2 separate regions of the Homo sapiens genome follow, and region 1 is linked to region 2. A link is a contact called in ENCODE Hi-C or POLR2A ChIA-PET data. All regions are on one chromosome and are shown on one strand. Each heading gives the region's core, a stretch centred on a gene start or an enhancer-like site at or near the end of the contact. The rest is flanking DNA. Distances are from core to core; before and after follow the strand shown.

Region 1 (4,444 bases), core at 1,480-3,979, 130 kb after region 2:
TAAACAACCCTTACCCACCACTTCCTAGTCATCTTTCCACAACTTACCAGCCCTAGGAACCCAAACTCTCCCTCCCTCCCTCTCTCTTTCTCAGATTCTCTGTCACCTAGGCTAGAGTGCAGTGACACAATCATGGCTCACTGCAGCCTCCAACTCTTGGGCTCAAGAGATCCCCCCACTTCAGCCTCCTGAGTATCTGCAACTACAGGCACACACCACCACTCCTGGGTAATTTTTTTTTAAAAATTGCTTTTTTTGATCATGCACAGTGGCTCATGCCTCTAATCCCAGCACTTTGGGAGGCCAAGGCAGGCAGATCACCTGAGGTCAGGAGTTCGAGACCAGCCTGGCCAACATGGTAAAACTCAGTCTCTACTAAAAATACAAAAAATTAGCCAGGCGTGGTGGCTTGTGCCTGTAGTTCCAGCTACTTGGGAGGCAGAGGCAGGAGAATTGCTTGAATCCAGAAGGCGGAGGTTGCAGTGAACCAAGATCATGCCATTGCACTCCAGCCTGGGTGACAGGGTAAGACTCCATCTCAAAAAAAAAAAAAAGGAAAATGGTATATAAGCCCCCAAGTCTAACCACTGCTTTGCATTTTTGCTCCTTTTATGTGAAGCCCCATGCATGTAAAAATATTAAAATTTGTATGTCTTTCCTCCTGTTCATCTACCTGTTGTCAGTTTAACTTACAGACTCCAGTCACAGAATCTAACAGGATAAATGAAGTTTTTCCTCTCCTGCAATTGAACTACGAGTGGTGGGACTGTGTCGGGGGAAGAACCCTCTCTACTGGAATCCAAACATCCAAACACACAGGCAAAGTCTAAAAAGACAGTAACCACAGGAGTTATGACAGATTTGCTACTTAGATAGTGGGAAAGGACAAAAATTAATTAAAATACAAATACTGGTCAACAAGCAAGGCCCTTTCATATAAACAATGAAATAACCATCCATTCTATACCAGGATACAATATTTTTCTGAAGTCTCTTTGAAAGAAACAATTTCCCATAATTTTGATACTAGGGTATGTGGGTGGTTTGTGGGGTGGGCAACCATTTGTCAATGCCATTAAGTTATTTATTTATTTTTTTCAGATGGAGTCTCACTCTGTCGCCCAGGCTGGAATGCAGTGGCACGATCTTGGCTCACTGCAACCGCCACCTCCCAGGTTCGAGCGATTCTCATGCCTCAGGCTCCTGAGTAGCTGGGACTACAGGCACATGCCACCATGCCTGGCTAATTTTTGTACTTTTTCAGTAGAGACAGGGTTTTACCATGTTGGCCAGGCTAGTGTCGAACTCCTGACCTCAAGTGATCCATCCACTTCAGCTTCCCAAAGTGCTGGTTTTACAGGCATGAGCCACCGCACTTGAATGAAGTAAACTTCTTTAAAGATGACAGTAAGTTTGATCTATATACTGATATCAAGGAACATATCAACAGATGCTGTGATCACTGGGGCAAGGACACACCTGGACATTCTTTTTTCTTACTCTGATGGAGGTAAATGCTGTCTGATCTATGAAAACAATCTTTCTACACCCAAGATTAAATAAAACTGTTTCTAACCCAGTTATGATTCTCTGGATTTGTGGGAACAGAATATCATAAATGCCATTGAAGAAGCTGGGATTGACTGGATTTAGCCAAGACAACACAAAAGCCAGATGGTATTTGATTTTTGCAACACAGAGGTTTAACTATTCAGATTCAGGAAAGTATTGAGCTTCCACGGGGAATTCCTAATGAGCTGAATAATCTGCAGGATTGATGTTCCAGATGCCTCTGAAGGGAGGACATGGGTCAGCACAGGAGACTCCCTAATCACAGCCAATGATCAATTCAAACTCATCTGACCACTATCGCAACAACGCATGATGGTAATTCTTTAGGATCATGGGGCATTCTCTGGACTACCCACAAATTACCCTAATCATCAATCCGCAGCTTGAAATCATTTCCCACTGGGCTAATTCTACTTATCTACCCCTTATCTCCTTACGAAAAAAAAAAAAATGTCCCATGAGCCAGGGACACTCACCTACCACTTGCTTGCAAATTGGGACCCATGAGTAGCAAGCAGAGAGATATTTGGGATAGTTAAGTAGTAGGATTGGAGGTCTTCTTTCAGGCTACTGGGTTCTGTATAAATCTAATCTGGTACAGCTATGGGCAGGAGTTATTTCTTGCAGCAAGATAGAGGCCAAACTTGGGTAGGTTGATTGTAACCCAAGACACAGAAGAAATTATTAGCAGTTGAACTAAGAGGTTTACCATATGGTAAAGGTTTGGAACATGCCACTCAGGCAACCCAAAACTCTGTTTTCACCTATTTGTTAAATTTTCATTCATCAGGGAACTATCGACCAATATGCCAGACAGTGTACCAGGCACTATCATGAATAGCAAGACCAGACAGAATCCCTGCCTTCTTGCAGCTGACCTTGTAGTGGGGGACACAGGAGGTTAACAAGTGAAAAGTACACACACGAGATTTCCAGAGAGCAGTGTCATACAGTTCACAAGGACACGGGCAAGGAGACATGAACTTTTATCTGGCCAAACCAGGTTGCTTTCATTTATAAAGGCCTTAATTGGAAACAGAAAGGTACAGATCCCAGGTCAAGGGGAAGGAAATAAGACCCAACTGCTGCTGGGGCTGGAATGTTTGTGTGTTCAACCTAGATTCAACAACCCGAATTTCACCCCTAAAAGACCTGAACAAACAATTTGGATAAATGCCCACCAGGTGGCAGGAGTGCCTCTTCCCTTCATTTCTGCAATTGAAATTAAACATGCACCTTATCCTTTAAAAAAAAAAAAAACCGTTTTGTTTTCATAAGCTATTTTTATCCTTTTCAATGTTGAAACCAGTTGATTTCACAATACTACTAAATAACATACTTAAAATACAGTGCCAATGTAGCAAGTCTCTAAGCTAGTATCTAGGTAAAATATGGCCCTTACCTTCCAGGCCTCCACGTTGATCTCAGTTGCTTTTGATTCTTAACTTGATTCACCAATCTTACCTGGAATTGCCTTACAAGTCAGTCAGCTTCTTTAAACTCAGAGTCCAGAGCTCTTCCTTGGCTGTGTTCTTAATTCCAGAGCTTCAGTTCTGCTTAGAGCCCAACATCCTTGCTGGCGGATTTTCTCATCAAGCAAAATGTTCCCTACTCTTTTCCGTCGTGCGTTCATCCTTTTATAAAATTGGAATTGAATGACGTCAATTAAAATAAATTAGTTTAAGCTGAAAATCCAACACAAGTGAAAAGTGTTCAAATCTCAATGAAACCATAGAAGCCATGCAGTCTATGTAGTCAACGATAACAAAGCTTATCTGATGGACTAAGTTGAATGTGGCCAAATAAATCACATAGGAAACCTCAACTCTTTTCTGCTCCCTTTGAAAATATAAAACAGGACGAAGGTTTCCAGAGCATTGCAGCAGGATGCAGTCATGGAATAAGAGAGAAAATCTTCAGCCAGGTGTGGTGGCTCACACCTGTAATCCCAGCCTTTGAAAGGCGGAGGCGGGAGGATCACTTGAGGTCAGGAGTTTGAGACCAGCCTGGCCAACATGGTGAAACCCCGTCTCTCCTAAAAATACAAAAAAAAAATTAGCCGGGCGTGGTGATATGCACCTGTAGTCCCAGCTACTAGGGAGGCTGAGGCACAAGAATCGTTTGAACCCAGGAGGCAGAGGTTGCAGTGAGCCGAGGTTGTGCCACTGTACTCCAGCCTGGGTGACAGAGTGAGACTCCATCTCAAAAAAAAAAAAAAAAAGGAGAGAAAACCTTCAGAAAACTCAGAGTTGCTGAGAGCACCAGAACTTAATCAGGAGAGGGGCTGGGGGAAGCACATGGGGTAACCCCCAGAATCTTGCTCTGGGCTAGAGAAGGCTCAACACACAGCAAGGAGAATATCAGAGAAGAGGCTGAAGGGGAGACTTCATAGGAGACAGGCGCTGGAGGAATCAAGATCAACTGGGTTTCCATCCTTGTGGCATCCCACTGGGGAGCCCAGGAGAGGCTCCGAAAGAGGAAGTTGATTGGCCTGGCTTGGGTCATATGCTACAAGTCACTTTGATTGACCTCTACAAGACATTGCCCACAGGGAGGCAGAGAGAGCTCTCCAGAAAGAATTCGGGGTGTTGATGTAGTTTGTATATTTGTCCCCACCCAAATCTCACATTGAATTTTCCTCCCCAGTGTTGGAGGTAGGGCCTGGTTGGAGGTGATTGGATCATGGAGGTGGTTTCTCATGAATGGTTCAGTGCCATCCACTTGGTGCTGTCCTTGTGATAGTGAGTTCTTATGAGATCTGGTCATTTAAAACTGTGTGGTGTCTGGGCGTAGTGGCTCACGCCTGTAATCCCAGCACTTTGGGAGGCCGAGGGAGCAGATCACCTGAGGTCAGGAGTAGGAGACCAGCCTG
Region 2 (4,279 bases), core at 1,601-4,100:
TTATTTATTTATTTATTGAGATGGAGTCTCGCTCTGTCACCAGGCTGGAGTGCAGTGGCGTGATCTTGACTCATTGCAACCTCCTTCTTTCAGGTTCAAGCAATTCTCCTACCTCAGTCTCCCAAGTAGCTGGGACTACAGGTGCGCACCATCATGCCCAGCTAATTTTTGTATTTTTAGTAGAGACAGGGTTTCACCATGTTGGCCAGGATGGTCTTGATCTCAAGTGATCTGCCCACCTTGGCCTCCCAAAGTGCTGGGATTACAGGCATGAGCCACCGCACCCAGCCAACAATAAACTTTATTAACATAATGTCCAGTAAATATCAATTATTATAATTTTTTTATAGAGATGGGGTCTCGCTATATTGCCCAGGCTGGTCTCAAACTCCTGGGCTCAAGCTATCTGTCGGTCTTGGCATCCTAAAATGCTAGGATTACAGGTGTCCACCTGGCCTATTATATTACTATTGTTAAAATGACATACAAGATATCCTAGTACCTTAAATAGACATAACATTTCTAAAGGCTAGTTACTCACTGTTAACTGAATTAAGTCCAAATTCCTTATCTGACTGCAACTTACTACCTCCCACTCCCTCCCACACTATCTCTCTTAGCAACCCTATAATTATTTTCAAAATCATGTTCTAGAACAACAAAAAATGTGCAAAGATTAGGATTGTTTTACATTTTTGCTAATTTCCTTAACGTCTGACTTAATACAGTAAGACTCTCTCTCTCTTTTTTTTTTTTTTTTGGTTTTTGAGACGGAGTCTCACTCTGTTGCCCATGCTGGGGTGCAGTAGTGCGATCTTGGCTTACCACAAACTCCACCTCTCGGGTTCAGTCGATTCTCCTGCTTCAGCCTCCCGAGTAGCTGGGATTACAGGCACGCGCCACCATGCCCGGCTAATTTTTGTATTTTTAGTAGAGATGGGGTTTCACTATGTTGGCCAGGCTGGTCTCGAACTATTGACCTCATGATCCGGCTGCCTCAGCCTCCCAAAGTGCTGGGATTACAGATGTGAGCCACTGCGCTTGGCCTCTCTCTCTCTCTTTTCTAAGACAGTCTCTTGCTCTATCACCCAGGGTGGAGTGCAGTGACACTATCACAGCTCACTGCAGTCCCTAACTCCTAAGCTTAAGCGATCCTCCCGTCCTCTCAGCCTCCCGTGTAGGTGGAAGGATGCAGCTAACTTTTTATTTTTACTTTTCTAGAAAAGTGGGTATCTCACTTTGTTGCCCAGGTTGGTAGTTAGATTCTCATGTCTGCTTCTGTATTCAATCTGTAGCAATATCACCCGTCGATTTTCCAGAGGCTTCTAGAAAATTCCATGTACTCTCCTGACTCAGAGAATGAAAAAAGCAAAATCATCTTTATATTATTATAAAAATAGTATAATTATAAAAATAGGATTGACATTAAAGATTACCCCTAGATCCCTGGAGCATATTTGGGGAACTGGCTGGTTGGAGTATGTTATTCCATTGATGACCCAACCTAGATTGTCCGGACTTGCCTCATTTTTCTCCTAACTGGAAGTGACAAGGCAGGCAGCTCTAGCCTCATGACAAGCGTGGTGGCTCACGCCTGTAATCCCAGCACTTTGGGAGGCCGAAGCAGGTGGATTACCTGAGGTCGGGAGTTCATGACCAGCCTGATCAACATTGAGAAACCCCGTCTCTACTAAAAATAAAAAAAAAACTTAGCCAGGCACTGTGGCGCATGCCTATAATCCCAGCTACTTGTTGGGGGCAGAGGTAGGAGAAGCGCTTGAACCCGGGAGGCGGAGGTTGTGGTGAGCCGAGATCGCGCCATTGCACTCCAGCCTAGGCAACAAGAGCAAAACTCTGTCAAATAAATAAATAAATTAATTAATGAAAAAGAGGGCATTATGGATCTAATCTACTGTTGTATTTCCTGTATTTTCTACACAGTGGGCATTCAGTGACCACCTGTTGAGTGAGTTCATGGCATCCAAGTGCACAGCCACCTAAGGCATCGGGCCTCATGAAATCACAAGCAGCCAAGGCTGGCAGGTTCCTGGGACAATTTAGCAAACTCAAGGCTATGGTGCGGGTGGGTGCAGTGGCTCATGCCTGTAATCCCAACATATGGGGAGGCAGAGGTGGCGGATCACCTGAGGTCCAGGAGTTCAAGACCAGCCTGGCCAACATAGTGAAACCCCATGTCTATTAAAAGTACAAAAATTAGCCGGGCATGGTGGTGCACACCTGTGGTCCCAGCTACTCGGGAGGCTAAGGCAGGAGAATCGCTTGAACCTGGGAGGTGGGAAATGGGGGTACAGTGAGCTGAGATCACGCCACTGAACTCCAGCCTGGGCGACAAGAGCGAAACTCCGTCTCAAAAAAAAAAAAAAAAAAAAAAGACTACGGTGCTAGGACCAATCTCCTGAGTCACAAAATTTAAGGAGTCGTCCAAAAAAGTAAATAAGATAAATATTTTCAAACAATATTAGAAAATTCAAATCGGAAACTACCGACCGGGTGAGGAGTTGTTTTTGTAAATAAGGTCTTATTCCTAATAAGTTTCGAAAGTCTAAATCTTCACACGAGTCACTCAAAAGAAAGGCCCAGCTCAGGAGCCTGCATCTGCGCTATGGCGGGTAAGCCCCGGTGGCTGACCGGAAGAAGCGCCCACGGAGGCGAACCCCAGGCGCCCCTCAGCCTACTTCCATTTCCCCTCGCGACCCTTCGCCCCGCCCACTCTAGCTGGCTGTGCCTGACTGGCTGGGCTGCCGCATATTCGCGCTGCCATTGGTCCATAATCAGCTGGGGGTGGGCGTAGGGAGACCTACTTCAGCAGGTCCTGGCCGGACCAGCATTGTTAACGGCTGCGGTTCGAAGTGGCTGTGGGTATTGCTGCGGCTGGTGCGTCGTCGCTCTAGGTACGTTGGGGCCGGGCGAGTGTCCTGCGAGAGCGGCGATTGGCGGGGTGGCGGCTCTAGGAGCGTCGGTCGCCTCTCTGAGGGCCGGCCCCGGAGGCCTCGGAGCGCCGGGCCTACCGGACGTTTGCGGCGAAGCTGCCCTGACTGAAAAGCGTCCGCGGGGCCGTCTGACAGGTCCGGGAAGAGGCCCCTGAGGGGCGGACGGGCGCGTCTCCACCGTTTTCGCAGAGGGATACTGGTGAAGCGGGAGTGGTGTGCGGCCTCAGGTCCGGGCGGCACTGGGGTTAGGGACTGCGGAGGGAAGTGGTGCGTGTTTTTTGTCCTGAGGGGTAAGTAAAAGCTCGCTCTTGTCCGGAATGCTTTCAGAAATTAACGGATAAATCTCCACCTCCACCAATTTTAGTGTCCCATTGCCAAATTTTCTTGAGTTGTTTTAATCATCTAATGAAGTCAGGTGCCAGAAGGCAACTGGATCTCGCCTGGCGGCCTTGAAGTTTGTTAAAAAGTAGGGACCAGAGCATCAGGAAAAATACAAAATTCTGAGTAAAATGCTGAAATCCCGTACCTCTGAGCTTGCCGGTGTAAGGATGGTAGGATTTAAGGAAGACGATTTCCTTAAGGTAGAAGTTCGTTTTTATGAATATGTTTTTAAGAAAATTCCATCTTATCGCCCTTCTCTAACCAGTTTTCTCCAAGTTTGGCAAGCAAGTTTGAGAAAGAGAGGACGCAATAATTTTTTTTGCCTTATTTTTGTTAAAACCTTACCGCACTTAAGGAAACGGACTTTCTACCTTTCCGTGTTTCTGTGTTGAAAATGAAGTTTCTAACCACGTGTTCCTTCCTTTACGACACAATGGCTTTTTCTGTTCTGAAGACTTGCATATGGTTAATATGTATGGAAGAAGAGGACAGTTGTACTGAATAGTCCACATTAGAAAAATTATGTCATATTCACTTAAATTGTTATTCTAGATTGCGACTTAATACTGTTTTTATTATGATTTTGTCATATTTATTGTAGCCAGTAAATGACCTGCGACATAACTATTTGCAAAACAAATGGGGAAGACCAAGATAAAGATAAGTTATATCACAGGAAAGCAATTGAAAATGCAAAAATGAAGCATCTGAATGAAGGACTAATAACACTGAATTCAGCTTTTGTGAAGTATGCCTTTCTTCTTAGCTCGTTTATTCTGCAATACGTTTGTAGAAGTGTTGACTCCGATCTTAATCAAATTTACTTCACTCTCAGTCTTATCTGCAGATATGTACAGACCACATCCTAAGATTGACTTCTGCCTCAACAGAAATACATGAGCCAGTGCCTTATTGGAAATGATTTGCGTGTTTTAAGAACTGGTGTA

The links. Hi-C counts contacts between places; a loop is a spot of excess contacts on that map. ChIA-PET counts read pairs that join two places held with the same protein, here RNA polymerase II (POLR2A). Pooled maps may share reads with other maps.
Region 1: a map of CD8-positive, alpha-beta T cell shows a loop between it and region 2 (4-fold over the local background). The contact joins the enhancer-like site here to the promoter of ATF7IP2 in region 2. A Hi-C loop is called at or near these places in 10 of 168 maps with a recorded cell type or tissue (A673, B cell, CD8-positive, alpha-beta T cell and 6 more), 12 of 37 single-sample maps with no recorded cell type and 17 of 50 pooled maps. POLR2A ChIA-PET finds 5 or more read pairs at or near these places in 7 of 52 experiments (CD4-positive, alpha-beta T cell, HEK293, HepG2 and 4 more).

The regions. Positions count from the first base shown.
Region 1 is chr16:10,512,027-10,516,470 of GRCh38, forward strand. It overlaps LINC01290 (long intergenic non-protein coding RNA 1290), which reads right to left. Exons shown (of 2, transcript NR_149081.1): 2 at 2,816-3,206. Among named protein-coding and RNA genes, the nearest start is that of LINC01290, 14 kb to the right of the region's middle. Within about 2 kb of position 2,730, at least 6 of the 41 ENCODE cell types and tissues checked have a DNase peak (open chromatin) inside an H3K27ac peak, as active enhancers do.
Region 2 is chr16:10,383,211-10,387,489 of GRCh38, forward strand. It overlaps ATF7IP2 (activating transcription factor 7 interacting protein 2), which reads left to right and starts at 2,851. Exons shown (of 14, transcript NM_001393719.1): 1 at 2,851-2,912. RefSeq lists a silencer at 2,590-2,729.